Regions from separate parts of the Homo sapiens genome. Here regions 1 and 3 are each linked to region 2. A link is a loop called in an ENCODE intact Hi-C map of the cell type or tissue named here. Cell type or tissue: mammary epithelial cell. All regions are shown on one strand.

The links. A loop is a pair of places that touch in the nucleus more often than their neighbours do. Peaks named below come from ENCODE experiments on the same cell type or tissue, not always from the same donor. Only the 100,000 strongest peaks of a DNase experiment are listed, where the experiment ranks them.
Region 1: a loop joins it to region 2, with 4 times the contacts of the local background. A loop is called at or near these places in 27 of 110 quality-filtered maps.
Region 3: a loop joins it to region 2, with 13 times the contacts of the local background. A loop is called at or near these places in 10 of 110 quality-filtered maps.

Annotation. Positions count from the first base shown.
Region 1 is chr2:20,210,320-20,215,319 of GRCh38, reverse strand. The region is part of intron 1 of SDC1 (syndecan 1); the gene reads left to right. LOC124905978 (a long non-coding RNA gene) reads right to left here. Exons shown (of 2, transcript XR_007086241.1): 2 at 1,493-5,000. Among named protein-coding and RNA genes, the nearest start is that of SDC1, 12 kb to the left of the region's middle. RefSeq lists enhancers at 1-578, 1,644-1,733, 2,204-2,263, 2,524-2,703, 4,955-5,000 and a silencer at 878-1,172. In mammary epithelial cell, no CTCF peak of the experiment used is centred here; DNase peaks (open chromatin) are centred at 1,039, 2,069 and 2,659; H3K4me3 peaks cover 209 bases; H3K27ac peaks cover 5,000 bases.
Region 2 is chr2:20,100,707-20,105,706 of GRCh38, reverse strand. All of the region lies in intron 2 of LAPTM4A-DT (LAPTM4A divergent transcript), which reads right to left. Among named protein-coding and RNA genes, the nearest start is that of LAPTM4A-DT, 51 kb to the right of the region's middle. In mammary epithelial cell, a CTCF peak has its summit at 1,990; a DNase peak (open chromatin) is centred at 1,976.
Region 3 is chr2:20,288,282-20,293,281 of GRCh38, reverse strand. It overlaps PUM2 (pumilio RNA binding family member 2), which reads left to right. Exons shown (of 21, transcript NM_015317.5): 10 at 2,492-2,630. It also overlaps the pseudogene LOC100421404. Among named protein-coding and RNA genes, the nearest start is that of PUM2, 60 kb to the left of the region's middle. In mammary epithelial cell, a CTCF peak has its summit at 2,091 (motif pointing right); a DNase peak (open chromatin) is centred at 2,071; H3K27ac peaks cover 1,955 bases.

The DNA.
Region 1 (5,000 bases), 110 kb before region 2:
GGCTGGCAGATGGGAGAGGAGGCCAGGCAAAGCCAGACATTGGGGCACCCTGGCAGGGGCTCAGGCCTGCTGGGCAGGACCCCTAGCAATGGGGCACGGTGGCCTGTCCCCAGAACTTCAGACTGATGGCTGTCCTGGAGAAGGAGCTGGGTTTTCTATGGATGCCGACAAAGCTGGGCCAGACTGCAGGGTGCCACCAGTGGAAATGATGGCTGTTGTCTTCCTGAGAGTGAGAGAGCCCTGTGGGCTTCACTGTGATGGGTGGTTCATGGCATGACTGCCAGAGCAAGACTGCTGGCTTCAGTGGCTGTGTGCCTTGGGACAGATGACATAGCTCCTTTGCCTCAATTTTCTCATCTGTAAAATGTGCATGGTACTAGAACCTAAGGTGACTGTGAAGATCAAACTAATTAATTCAGAGAAAGTGCTTGGAAAAAACTGATTGCCAGCTCCTCTGGCCCAGAGGACTCAATAAACATTAGCTATGATCACTTTTTCTCCCTAGAGCCTAATTCAGTTGTTTCTATTCTTCAAGTAATCTCCAGTCCAGATCAGAGGCTTAGACTCTTCTTCCACCACACCCCCTGCCCACCAACTCCCCTGGTAGTCCCTGAGCTCTGGGCAAGGCATGTGGCTACTTCCCTTTCCTAGGGTCATGCTGAGCTTTTCAGACTGGAGCTGTGTCCACAGTCTCCCTTTCAGCCATCTCAACACCCACCGTGTGCAGAGGCTGAGAGGGCTAGGAGCTCTGTGCTGGGGGTTGGAGGCTGTGCAGATCTGCCAGCCCATCAGAGGGAGGGCAAGCCACTTGACCTGGGGCCCTGCCAGTAATCTGGAGGATCCACCTGGCTTCCCAGGTGGCTTCTCCCTCTTCAGAGAGAGCCGTCACAGAAAATTCTGTCTCCCATCCCCCAAACCAGAAGGGACCAGCCCCACCCTCCCCTGGGACTCCTTCAGGGACACTCTGCCTTCCCGTGTCTCTGGGCTTCTCAGCAGCCTCAGTGCTTACTCAATCTGAATTGTTCTTTATCTGAGAGGCAGGTTCCCAGGCTAGCCCATTGTTCTGTACGTGGGAGGAGAAACCGTGTACATCTGTGACTCCAGGAAGAGCAAAGAGAATTTCTTCCTCCTTTCCTGGGTATGGCATTGTTGGCATCCACATTTTGACAAAGGTTAAAAACTTTGCCCTTGACATCTTCCAGCCTCTCTGTTGTAATCCTGTTCCCTCTCCCAGAGCTCCCACCTACCCGCAGTGGCCTAGTTCCAGAGTTAGCCCCTCCCCACCTGGAAGTGATTTATGCTGTAGTGTGAGTGCTGGTACCCTTTAGCCTTCCCAGAGGACTTGTTTTCAAAGGGATATTGTGCAATGACAGGGACACTGATAGGAGAGATTTTGGTAATAAAGTTGGAGCTTGTTCCCCTCCCCCACCTTCACACACAGCTGGAGCCCTGGCCGGCTGCAGGTGTGTCAAAAGTGCAGTTTCTGCCTCTGTGAAACTTGAGGACACTTTATTTAGCAAGTACAAGGGGGAGGATGTCCCTAGAAGTCCATCTGGCAGAGGTGCCCCGGTCCCCAGGTCCGGTGGCTACCCATTCCAGGGGACCTGGTGGGGACTGACAGGGCTGGGCTTCTCAGTAAGGGCCGACTGGGGAAATCTTGGCTGAGATTCTGACCTTGGTGGGCTCTTTAGGGCAGACAGGGCTGGGGGAGGGACAGTGCTTTGGAGGCTTGGCTGCCCCCTCTGTCCCCATAGGGTGCCAGTTGCCCCACGGTCACCTTGATTTAGGATATCTCTGGCATCCTGCCTAAGCCATGACTCCCCTTGGGAAGCTGAGGGTGATGATACCAAGTCAGTGTGATCGAGTGTCCTTGTGGGTCCCTAAGTGGGGGGTGTTTGGCGAGTCTTGGGAGACAGATCCCTTGTTTGGCTCTCGGAGCAGAACTAGGCACTGAGGCTGCAGGGCCTGGGTTGGGTTGCTTTGCTCATCGCCTGCCTGGATGAAACCTTGCCCTGCCTGGCCTGGCCCGGGTTTTGCCAGGGGGGGAAAGCAGAGGAACTGGTCTTCCAGCTCCACGGCTCCACGCCCAGCCCTCAGCTGAGCCTGTTCTGAGACCAGTCCTGGCATGTGGGCTGCTGAGGCAGGCGCCAGCTCTGTGGAAGGGTAGGTATGGGGGTGCTGGGGGCAGCACTGGCTTGGCTTGGGCATCGGAGCTGGCATGAGGCTGCCAGGATCCCTCCTCCTTCAATAAACGCCCCCGGTGTACTGTGAGCAGGCAGTGCGGTGCAGGGCAAAAAGCCCAGGGCTGGGAGGCTCGGCTCTGCGACCTTGACCTCAGGCTTCCCATCTGTAAAGCCCTGACCTCACACTAAATGGAAAATATTACCCGAAAGTAGTCTTGAAGGCCAAATGTGAATGCCGTCCCTCCACCCTGGCCCTGCCCTGGAAGCCCCCAGGACAGTGAGGGGTCCGTCTCCAAGTGGCAGGGTGGGGCTGTGCTTGGGGGTGCCGTCCAGAGTGTCCCCGAAAGGTGCTCCTCCTCTCAGAAGTGCTGCTGGGGACAGCCTCCTCTTCCTGCCCATTTCTGTCTCCCTCCTGCCCTGGGCCGGGCCCATCACTCCCTGCCTGTCATACCCTCGGCAGGCCCCGGCTTGCCTTGTTCTCAGTAGAGAGCCAGTGAGCTGATAAATTGCTGTGCCTGTCACCGGAAATGCTGATGCTGCCTTGAGGCCCCAGTGAGGCCCCTCCTCCTGGGAATGGCTTCAGTGGGGGATTTCGGGTCTGGAGGCCCAGACCCCATCTGCAGCCTCAGCCTGCCTCCCTGGCGGGCTGTGTTTTCCCGGCTCCTGAGTTCGGAAACCAGCCTTAGGAGAGGAGTGATGTGTCTAGCACTTCCTCCACAACCCCGAGGCTGGGGGAGCCCAGTGTCTCCTGGCCTGTGGCCCTGCCCTGCTGCCTACTCCCACGAGTCCCACCATTTTGGCCAAACCTCCGTTGTACAGATGGACAACCTGAGGCAAGGTGTTTCTGGCACCACCCCGTAATTTAGGGACAGAGGCCAGACTGTCACCAGACTATCCCCATGTTGGACCTGGTCATTTTCCCTGGGCCACCCTCTGGTGATCAGTGCTGTGGGTCCCTGAGGAGGGGGCATTTGGAGAGTCTTGGGGGACAGAACCCCTGTCTAGTTCCCAGAGCAGCACCAGGTGCTAAAGCCGCGGGGCCAGCCTGTCAGCCGTAAAGCACTTTAGCGTTATCCACCAAGCCCCTTCTGGCGTCTAGGTGGAGAACAGGTCTAGAGAGAGGCTGAAAGCTGCCCAGGTCCCCAGCACGGGAGCCGCATGGCGGATTCCAGCCCTTTCCCAGAGACCCTTGCTCCTGGGTGCTCGGATATGACCTGCCTGCTCAGTGCTTAGGCCGTTTTCAGTCCAGGCTGAAGGAAAGGGTCACAGGGCTCCCCACAGAGGGAAGGCAGCCACAGATCCACACTGCAGGGCACTGAGGCGTTCGGAAGGCAGTGGGACTGGGAGAGGGTGTTGCAGCTTTTTCTCCCGTGCCCTCCCACTGGTACCCCTGGAAAAGCAGGACCAGGCCCTGCAGCCTGTGCTGCCTTCCAGGCCCAGCCTTCGTCCCCGGAGCCCACCTGCCTGTCAGCTCCAGCAGCTGTCTTCTGCTCAGCCCTGCTGGGTCCAGCCGGGCCGGCTGGTGGGAAGCCAGTGGGCTCAGCCCCAGGCACGAAGGAGCCTCAGCCCAGCTTCAGGTAGACACTTCCCAGTCATGTAGGTGCTTCTGGATGTTCAGTGGGCCTTCAGCTCCTGGGGGAGGGAGGCTGGGCTGCCACCGTGGTGTGCTATCTATGCGAGTGGACGTGTCGGAAATGTAGAGGACATTGCTGAGCTTTCCCTGGTCCTTTGGCCACTAGAGCTTGTTCACAGGGCTCTGTTGCTACTCAGTGCCTTGACTTTGAACACTGGACTCAAGTGAAACGAGCTCTTGCCTCCTCCAGGCTGGGCCACTCTGGGGGATGCCTTTTCCTCCCCTCATTGTTTTCAAAGTGCAGTCTGAAGACCCCCTACAGGACCTGGGGCTTGTGAATGACAGAGTCAGCCTCTGGGCGGGGAACTCGAAAGACTTCATTTGTAGTGGTCTCCTGGTGATTCTTGGGGACCCTGAAGCTGAGAGCCCCCAGTCTGGATGCAGGTGATGGTTTGGTTATCACCCTCAGCCAGTATGGTGTCTTGATGCAGAGGTGGGGGTAAAGGCTGGGGCTCTGCAGCTCAGAGATATCAGCCCCCAAGAGTCCTGAAGTCTAGGGGAGGGGAGAGTCAGCCTGTTTTCCTTGTATGTGTAGATCTGACTGAGAAACCAAGGGGGTAAAGAAGATTTCTAAACAACTGTGACCCTGTTTCAAGCCTCCTGAGGACATTTGCCATTGTGTGGAATCTCGGGATGGGGAGGGTGGGTGTCCAGCCTGCCATGACCATGGGCCCTCCTGCCTCATGACCTCGCAGCCTGGGCTTCTGGAACAGGTCTGGGTCTCTCCTGTCCACTGGCCCCAGAGCCAGTGCCATGGCCCCTGGTCCAGGTTGCTTGTCAAAGGTGGTGACCTAGCTCCTTTGATAAGGGGCAGCTCTTTATCCCTGGTTTGTTGGGGTTTGTTGATTCAGTGACTGGGCTCCCACAGAAGCCGGGGATTTCGTGGCCACACGGGGCAGGTACAGCTGACAGATCAGCTTCCCTTTCCTGCTCCACCACGAATGACTGCGAATCAGAGGCCCCCTGCGCTGCCCAAGTTAGTGCCTGGGGTGAGCGTTGTCTTATCCTCTCCTGAGTTGGTTTGGGGGCTTCAAGGCCTGGCCTTAGTAGTCCCCTTAGGGAAGCCCTCTGTACTTCAGCCTCTGAAGCTCCCCCTTTTTAAATCCCCCTGGAGCCGGACACCTGGCCATATGTTCTGAGGAGCTGGGAGCTCTGCCGGGCCAGGACCAGACTGTTTCTTCCCT
Region 2 (5,000 bases):
GAGTGCCGTGGATGGTAAGGAGCAATAGCTACGGGCATGTTAGGAAAGGAGTTAAGGAGGACGCTTGCAGTGACAAAGGGTGGAGGGACAGCTAATACTTAGCAATGCTCCGGCTCCAAAAAATGCTAGCAGGTATGAGGAGACCCGGGCAAAGCCAGCCCTGGATCCCCTGAGAGCAATGAGGAGTGGGCAGGTTATGGAACATGGCTGGATCCCCTTGGGACTGGCTGATGGAGAGCCTGTGGGCCTCCCTCCAGGCGGCTGGGGCTAGGATTGGGGCTTGGGGATGGGTGGGGTGAAGAGCACCAGGAAACAAACAGCAGAAGGCATGTGAGTGGAGGAGGGCAGGAGGCTTGGGCAGTACCAGTCTCAGCTGTGGAGGGTGAGGGCGGGGGCTGAGACAAGTCATGGAGGGGGTGTCCAAGTTCCCCCAGGATCCCTGGAGTCCGCCCAGGCTAAGTTCAGCGATAGCTACTCTGGCCGAGCTGCAGACACTCAGGTTCTCCGTGGCTTTGGCTCTAGGTGACCCCTTACTCTGGCAGTTAGCAAAGTGAAATTGTAATGGGCACTTAGCAAAGTGAAACGTAAACAGAAAACGGGAAGCCTCTCAATTACCTTGAAATTGGTTTCAAGCCATGTTAACTGAGAACACACACTCCCTTCCTGTTAAACCTCATGCACACACATCACAACAAAAGGAAGTTCTTGTCCTTGCAAATTTGCAAGTGGCGGGGAGCATGCATGCTCAGGGAATGGCTGGGCATCCATTCCTTGCCCCACTCCCCCAACAAAGCAAGGTGCTTTGAGCATAGAGATAGATGTTCCAGGACATAGGGCCCTGGAAGAGCTTCAGGAGGTTCTTTGTGCATCCCCCAACTTTGTTGGAGCTCAGAGAATCAGCATATCGTCCATACCCATCGTGCCCCGATATGCCTGGCTCCCAGTGCTCTGAGGACTGGGCAGAGGGGCAAGACATTGCGCTTGGAAGGTTGGGGTCCTAATAAGAATTCTGGCAAGGGCAGGTCAGTGGAATCCTGGCTCTTGGTCCAGAGGCCCCAGGAGTGGAGCAGGACAACTGCGTGTCAACATTGCTTTGCACACACCCTTCAACTTCCATTGCATCCTCTCAGTAGATACCTGGCATCTCCACTTTGTTCACATGAAGCAAGAAGGGCCCAGAAGTGTGCAGCCACAGGTCACACACCTGCTAGGTGGCAGAACAGACTCCTTACAGCTTTTAGGGCCCAATATGATATAGAGGGGCCACTGGGGTGGAGGTATGGGGATGCCAATGGCAATTCTCACTCTTTCAAAATATGGCCAGGTGCAGTGGCTCAGGCCTGTAATCCCAGCACTTTGGGAGGCCGAGGTGGGCGGATCACCTGAGATGAGGAGTTCAAGACCAGCCTGGCCAACATGGTAGAACCCTATGTCTACTAAAAATATGAAAATTAGCTGGGTGTGGTGGCGCCCCTGTAATCCCAGCTACTTGGGAGGGTGAGGTAAAAGAATCACTTGAACCCGGGAGGTGGAGTTTGCAGTGAGCTGAGATTGCGCCACTGCACTCCAGCCTGGGTGACAGATGGAGACTCCATCTCAAAAAAAATAAAAATAAAAATAGAGACCCCTGTGTTTCAGAAACTATCAACAAGATGTGAGGGCCTCTCCATCCTGAATGTCTTTGGTTCTGCAGACTGCACTTCCCCATCTAGGTCCTGGGGAACACCCTCATCCCAAGGGTTCTGTCTCTTCCCAGAGAGAGGCACCCAGTGCCCCCAAGGCTCGATTGCACTGAGAGGTGGGTGGTCCAGCATTCAGCTGTAGACAGCTTTTCCCAAGATGTTGGAACCAGGCTCCATATCCTAATGAGACGCTTACCCTTTGATGCCTCTATTTTTCACTTGGCAGGATCATGCTATAACTGAAATTTCATAATCAGTAGCTTCTGCTTGTAACTTGACAGAACCTGACCTAAGAGATCCTTTAGTCCACCTAGTGGGTGACCTTGGCAACATCCCTAATACAACTGTTGCTCACTGTTTTAATTCAACCCAGTCATGGGATACTAGATGATAAAACTGCTCTATATTCTTTATTGATTAAATAAATGTCTGTACTATTGCTAATACTACATGCTGTACTTGGATAAATTCCTCTGGAAAAGTTGAGACTCATATACGCAAAGTTTAAAAGAAAAACAGGCCACATGGTTACAAGTCTCACCTAATTCCCCATAATCATTTCATTTATTCATTGGTTGCCTTTGGGTCTAGTTCATGACTCAAAACTACTACACCAATTGAGACTATTATTTTACTTGATATTTTCCTTTTACATTTTTATTTGTTACTTGTTAAATTTTTGCAGAAGTACAACTCCTAACAAATAATGCTGGCCTATACTTTGAGATGATAACAAATGCCTACAGAACAGATAAAACTGAAATTAACAATAGATTCTAGGTAGACTTAGCCTGAGGGTCACTCCCTCCAGAACTTAATTGCTCCAATGTGGCTGAAAGGGTTTTGACACTGACTCCTAGCTGCTAATCACAACTGGTCTTGGTGGGACCAGACCAAGCCAAACTGGGACAGGTCCCAGCACTGGGGGACAATCAAAATCTAACTACAGGAATATTGATCAGCAGTGCTTTTGGAGAAAGATCTTGATCAAAAGGGGGAAACGTGGAAGTTGTCAGAATCAGGATGGAGTTACTTATGTTAAAAACTCAGACAAATAGAGCTAGGGAAGCCCATGAAGGGAGGGTTGTCATGCACAAATACCTTATAACAACAACTATCACAAAAGACTCACCAACTTCACAATCTTGCATAAAGGCCAAAACAGCCTTACCAAAAAAATACTTCTGTATGAAAATCTGCCCATCAACTGCCTGTCGAACCTCAGACTGGTACCATCCCCCTCACCACCGTTGTCGTCGTCTTCTTCTTCTTCTTCTTCTTCTTCTTCTTCTTCTCCTTCTCCTTCTCCTTCTCCTTCTCCTTCTCCTTCTCCTTCTCCTTCTTTCTCCTTCTCCTTCTCCTTCTTCTTCTTTTTTCGTTTTTTTAGACAAGGTCTTGCTCTGTTGCCCAGGCAGAGTGTAGTGGTGTGATCATAGCTCACTACAGCCTTGAACTCCTGGGCTCAAGCAGTCCTCCTGTCTTAGCCTCCTGAGTGGCTGGGACCATCATACCAGACTAATTTTTAAAAATTTGTTTGTAGAGATGAGGTCTTATTATGTTCCCCAGGCTGGTCTTGAACTCCGGGGCTCAAGCAATCCTCCCACCTTGGCCTCCCAAAGTGCTGGGATTATTGGTGTGAGCCACCACACTCAGCTCACCATCCTTGTTACTAATCCTTGTAGCTAAGGACAATTGTCTCAAAACAATTATGTAATCCCACTTCTGACACCATTATGTCAAACTAAATAACAAATAGGAAGAATCCACAAAAGAAAATCATGTTTACTGAGGAATGGGCATTGCAATGGGAATATGAGTATCACAGTAAACTATATTCATATGCCCATGGCAATGTCTATTCCCAAATAAACATCATTTTCTTTTAGAATCTTCCTGTTATTTAGTTTGACAAGGAACACCTTTCTTTCTGCCATGCCCTGAGTGTGTGTCCATGGAAATGCCAAGAAAGCCTTGGGAAGTACTTGGCATGCTTTAAGGCGGAGCACAGAGAGGTCAGGCAGCATTTTATAAAGATCCTTCTGGCTGTCCCAATGGAGGCAAAGGGACAGGAATCAAGGAAAGGAGTTGGGGGCTGCTGTCAGAGTCCAGGAAGAGGTGAACCAATGTGTAGCCTCTGTCTTGACTTTAGGACCTCCTGAAGGAGTTCTTGGTACCCTAAGGGGCACCAGACCACTTTGAGAACTGTTGAATTCAGAATATGGTCATGTGAGCCACAGGTCCGGGTACAGATCTAGAATCTAAATGTTTTTTAAACAGAGGCTATCTTTGGCATTCGGGTTCTGTTTCTTTGTTCATCCGAAGAACCTGCATTGAGGTTTCAGGCTCCTGTGATGTTCAGCTGAATCAGGAGACAGTAACGGGAACCTTCCTAATCGTGTTAAGTAATTCATTCAATGTAGGCAGACAAACACAATTACAGACACTATTTTGTTTTCGTTTATAAGTCGCTTTCCAGCACAGAGACGTAAGCAGCATTATGGAACTTTAGAGCTAGCAGGGCTCTACGAATTTCAGTCCAACTCTCTTATTTTAAAGATGGAGAAGTTATAGCCCAGGTAGCCCAATGCAACCCAAGTTAATAAGCCTTGAGCACCTATGACGTGGCAAGTAAAATCAAGCAAAGTAAGATGCCAGTAACTGATGGATGGAATGTTGTTTTAGAAAAGGTGTCCAGGGAAAGTCTCTCTGAAAGGTGACTTTTGAGCAAAGGTCTGAAGGAAATGAGGAAGCAAGTCATGTAACATTTTGGGGAGAGGTTCCAGGCAGTAGAACAATAAGTGCAAAGGTCGTGAGGTCAGAGGATGCCTAGCATGTTGAAGAAACAGAAGGGAACCAGTGTGGCTGGCATTATGGGGCATGCAGAGTAGGGGTGGGAGTAGAAAGTGAAGTCAGAGAGGGGACAGGACAGATTTTGTAGGGCCTATAAGGCCACTCACTATGAGAACTTGAATTTTGTTCTGAGTGAGCTGAGATACGTTAGAGGGTTTTAAGCAGAGACATCCCATGATCTGACTTAGAGTTAATTTTGGTCACTACACGGAGAGTAGTCAGGGCTGGAGGGCTAGGGCAGAAGCCAGGAAATGAGTTACAATTTCCTGTAGTAATTACGACAACAGATGATGATGGCTGGGGCAAGGGCGATAGGAGAACAGAGATGATATGTAACTAGACAGAGTACAGATAAACACTGAAGGCAGTGTCTTGATGAAAGGGACTTGTCCTAGTCACACATAATCAGGACATGAAATAGCTGGGGTTAAGGCCTCAGGTCTCTTGAGTCCTTGGCCAGTGCCTCAG
Region 3 (5,000 bases), 190 kb before region 2:
ACCTGTGTTTGATGCTTACTTACAGAGAAGGACTTACGACTCCCACTTGTCCTGAGTTGTTTAAAATTAATGATTAAATTTATCATGCTTATGTATGATTGCTACAACAGCTATGTATTGCGGAATAGTAAACCTTGACCAGACTAAGTTTTCACCTTGTTTTGATATATAATCCTGTGTTCTTTTAAAAATATGTTTAAAAGCAGCTTTTACTCTTATTAAGGCTTCTGAATCCTGAAAACTTGGTTTGGTCTGCATCAGTCTCGTAACAAATTCGAATTTATTTGCCGAATCTTTCCGTATTTCCTTTTTCAGCCTTAGTGTTGTTTTGTTTTGTTTTGTTTTGTTTTTTTTGAGATGGAGTTTTGCTCTTGTTGCCCAGACTGGAGTGCAATGGAGTGATCTCAGCTCACCACAACCTCTGCCTCCCGGCAGCAATTCTCTTGCCTCAGCCTCCCAAGTAGCTGGGATGACAGGCACGTGCCATCATGCCTGGCTAATTTTGTATTTTTAATAGAGAACAGGGTTTCTCCATGTTGGTCAGGCTGGTCTTGAACTCCCGACCTCAGGTGATCCGCCTGCCTTGGCCTCCCAAAGTGCTGGGATTACAGGTGTGAGCCACTGCGCCCAGCCTAGAAAATAATTTTAATAAAATCTAATTTTAGGCCGGGTGCAGTGGATCACTTGAGGTCAGGAGTTAGAGACCAGCCTGGCCAAAATGGTGAAACCCCGTCTCTACTAAATACAAAAACTTAGCCAAGCGTGGTGGCGTGCGCCTGTTGTCCTAGCTACTGGGGAGGCTGAGGTGGGAGAAGCACTTGAATCCAGGAGGTAGAGGTTGCAGTGAGCTGAGATCATGCCATTGCACTCCAGCCTGTGTGATAGAGCGAGACTTCGTCTCAGAAAAAAATCTAATTTTAAAGTCTTAAGATTTTGCCATTCCTCCTACTCCCAAACAAATCTTTGGGGAAAAAAAAAAAAAAAACTACCAACTGTCAGCCATGGGCCTGACGGCGCTAAGCTCTGGGGCTCCGTGCACTGACGTGGGGCCAGCCACAGGGAGGCGGGGATCAAGTAGCGGAGGCCAGGATTTTGGCCACCTCCCGGGCAAGTTGCAGGGCAGTGGCGCCGGGAGCAAAAGCAGCATGATGCAGCTCATGCACCTGGAGTCCTTTTATGAAAAAACCTCCTCCTGGGCTTATCAAGGAAGATGACACTAAGCCAGAAGACTGCATACCAGATGTACCAGGCAATGAACATGCCAGGGAATTTCTGGCTCACACACCAACTAAAGGACTTTGGATGCCACTGGAGAAAGAAGTCAAAGTTAAGCACTTACTTTTCATTGGATTGCTTCATAATTTCTTGGTGATGGAAAATTCATTCCTAAAGCAACAAGATTAAAGGATGCTTGGGTTGGCGTTGCAAACGGTATGGTCACCAAATGGGCGACAAACAATGCCCTTTCTTTATCAAAGGTAACTGAAAGAGCAGTTCAGAGTAGCACATGAAGATCCCATATATGGCAGCATGTGAGGCAATAAAAGACATGAAAAGGATGTAAGGATACAGCAGTTAAAACAGTTATTGGAGGATTCTATCTTGGATGAAGATGGGAGCAGCTCCAGTTCCTCTGAAGTAAAGAGAAACACAAGAAAAAGAAGAGGAAAGAAAAGGAAGAAAGAAAAGAAAAAGAAGAAAAAATGGAAGTACAAATCTTCCAAGTCAAATGAGAGTTCTGACTAAGGGTGACGAGGACTTGACTTGTTCAACATTCTCTTCTCAAGAATTAAACACTGTAGCCAAGGAACAGAGGAATATGCAGTCGGTCGGATAAAGTACCAGAATAGAGACGCCGAGCGAGGAGGATATGTGGGTCACAGCAGTGAGCTCCCACCTGCCTTCCAGTGAAGATGTGACCCCAGGAGAAGTATCTCCTTCCATGTACTAGCTCTGGACAGAGGCTGACTTTAGGCAGGAAAGTTTCTTCGATGTTGTCCTCCCTGCTGGTCACATGAGTTTACCATTCATTCTTTTGAAATGTCTTCCACAAGGTGGCAGGACTGAGGGAATCTCTAAGGCATGTCTTCCAGGCCCTGCCACAGCTTGTGCCTTCCACAGTGTGGACTCAGTTCCAGCAGATGTCAGGCTGGAGTCTTCTCTGTTGTTGAGAATAATAAAAGCTCATTATTATTATTATTATTTTTTAAACTACTTTGTTAAAGAGCACAGATATTAGAAATAGTTTTTAACCAAAGATTTTCTGTAACCTCCATGTTGCTTTATAGATTGTTCTAGCTGTTAAGAGCTAGTGATTGTGTTTTTGATGTTAATGTATTTTGTGATTTTTCATGCTAAATCTACATTTCCTTGCATGTAAATGTTTAAAAAATATCCAAAGGCTGTTTGTAATAAATACACAGTTGTCCAAGATAAATTTACTTATCTATTATTTTATATTGATTTTAAGAAAATCATTTTACCTTTGTAGGTTCTCCGTGCTGGAGCAGGTCAGCGTCCTCTTACTCCCAATCAGGGTCAGCAAGGGCAGCAAGCAGAATCACTTGCGGCAGCTGCAGCAGCAAATCCAACATTGGCTTTTGGTCAGGGTCTTGCTACTGGCATGCCAGGTATACAATTGGTCATTTGTGGAAATTTGAATAGATTTCAGATGTTAAGTGTAGGTACTCACACTGAAGAGTGAAAAAAATCAAACTGTATTTAAAATCTTGCCTACCTTGTAACAAAATATTTAGAACTCAGATGCTAATAATTGAAATCAGTATTGATTGTGAGACTCAACGACAGGAATGGTAAATTGAGACTCAACGACAGGAATGGTAAATATGTATCAGAATTCTCAACACAGCCATTTTTTTATAGCATCTATCTAATCCTAACCCAGAATTTTTAATATATTGCTTCAAGAAGTAAAACAGTTATTGAGAGTTGGTATGCAAGACAATCTATTTGCCACTCCTGCTTTATAAGAATAATCTTTTAGTTAATAGCAGAAGTTTGCCGCTAATGTTTCTTACTTTGAACCCTGTTTAATCTTGTTTAGCCCATTTATAGCGTTTAAAACTATTATTTATAACTTAATAGCAACAGTGTCGATAATGTGTCTTTGAAAGCCTAGTATAAAAAATTACAGTATAAAATTTCTACCCATTGCTACTGTACAACTTTTGGGAAAGGGCAACAAAGTACTTTTTTGTGAAATGATCACTAATAATAATGGAGGAAGAACGGTTGTTTTCTAAGTAAAAAAAATGCAGCATTTGTTTTTAAACTTTAAAGCTATATTTGAATATCAGTAGATAAGGCATAACTTGCCATTCTCTTTTGGAGATTTAAGTATGCTTTTTTTCACTTTTGGTATATCAGTGGTTGTCCGTATATGGGTTACTTACTAATGATATTTGAGTTCCAATTTCCATTTAATCATAATGCAGTTTACTTTTCTATTCAGATCATTTAGGAAATGTGTTCAGTGTATTGGAAAAAATAATGACTTGCATGATTGAGAGTTTCTTTTATATATTAAGTACTTGTAAATACTTTGGTTTGTTGTTTGAAGGATTTCTATTTCAATTACATTTATTCTTTCTCTCTGGAATTTTAAGATCTGAATTTATCATCTTGTCTGGTTCACGGGATAAAGAGATTTTCATCCTGCTGTCCCTGAAGTAGAAATGATAGTAGAGTGGGTGGCATTCTCATTATTTTATTTTTTATACCCCAGCCATATATTTTTGCTTCCTGGACTCTACTGTCATGGAGTCATTGTGGATTAGAGACCTTGGCAAAAGCAGACTTTTGAGAAATGGACTGTGAAGCTGAAGTTGTTTTAGGCACATGGACGTTGGGCTGAAAAGTGAGCTGGGAGTTTTTGAGGGCCACTGAGACTATTTTGGGTTCTTCTTAGGTTTTAGCTATATGTAGAACGGAGAGAGGAGTTATGGAGTACAACAATTTTTCCTGCTTAACTAGTTTCTCTGTGGAACCTGGAATTAAGAAGAGTGCCTCTGGCCTGCATGTGTTTGCTGTGTCCTGTAACTCATTGATCCTCCTAGGCTCTTGATGCTGGCCCTATTACTCATTTCTTAGGCACGTGCCACCACACCCAACTTTTTTTTTTCTTTTGTATTTTTAGTAGAGACGGGGCTTCACCATATTGGCCGGCTGGTCTTGAACTCCTGACCTCATGATCCACCCACCTTGGCCTCCCAAAGTGCTGGGATTACAGATGTGAGCCACCACGCCCAGCCACACAACATGTCTTAAAGTGGATTACTTAATCTTTTGAGCCACAACTTTTTAGCCTTTTTAGAAATACAAACGAAAAAACCACTCTCATAAGAAGGGCCTTACTAGGATTTGTATTTGTATGTTTCAGTGACTTTTGGGCTGTTCACATGATCCCCTCACACTAAAACTTTCTTTGATGCCTTCTTTACTTCATTGTGCCCAGACTATGATGATGAAATAATTCTCATTTTCCATATCCAAATAGTTACATAGTTATAAAGCTAATGTGTATACTAAAAAGGGCTCACTTGAGAAAATCGATGTTCCTTCAGGCCTCATACTTTAGCTCTTCTTTCTAGCTTTCTTCAGTACTTTATCAGATCCCTAGTTACTGTTCTATTCTTAACTCTTCTGCTTTATATCCTGTGTGCTATTGTTTTTCCGTCTTGAATCTTTAGTCTTTCCCTCTCCCAATCCTTCCTTTCAACCCCACTGTGCTATTCTGCCTGTTCATCCTAAAAAGCTTTATCTCTGCTCTGCTTCCCTCATGGACTATTTGTCAAAATTTATACTCTATCCCATAACTTTTAAATTCTGCCTCTATAATTCCTTTGCAGTATCTCTAATATAACTTAGTGACAGTTACAAAGTATAATTTCCTCTGTATCTTTTTTTATGCTCAGTTTGTTGCAGTTCACCCTGTTGACTGTGTCCAACTCTTTGTAACTCTTTTCTGCGGAGTGGTATTT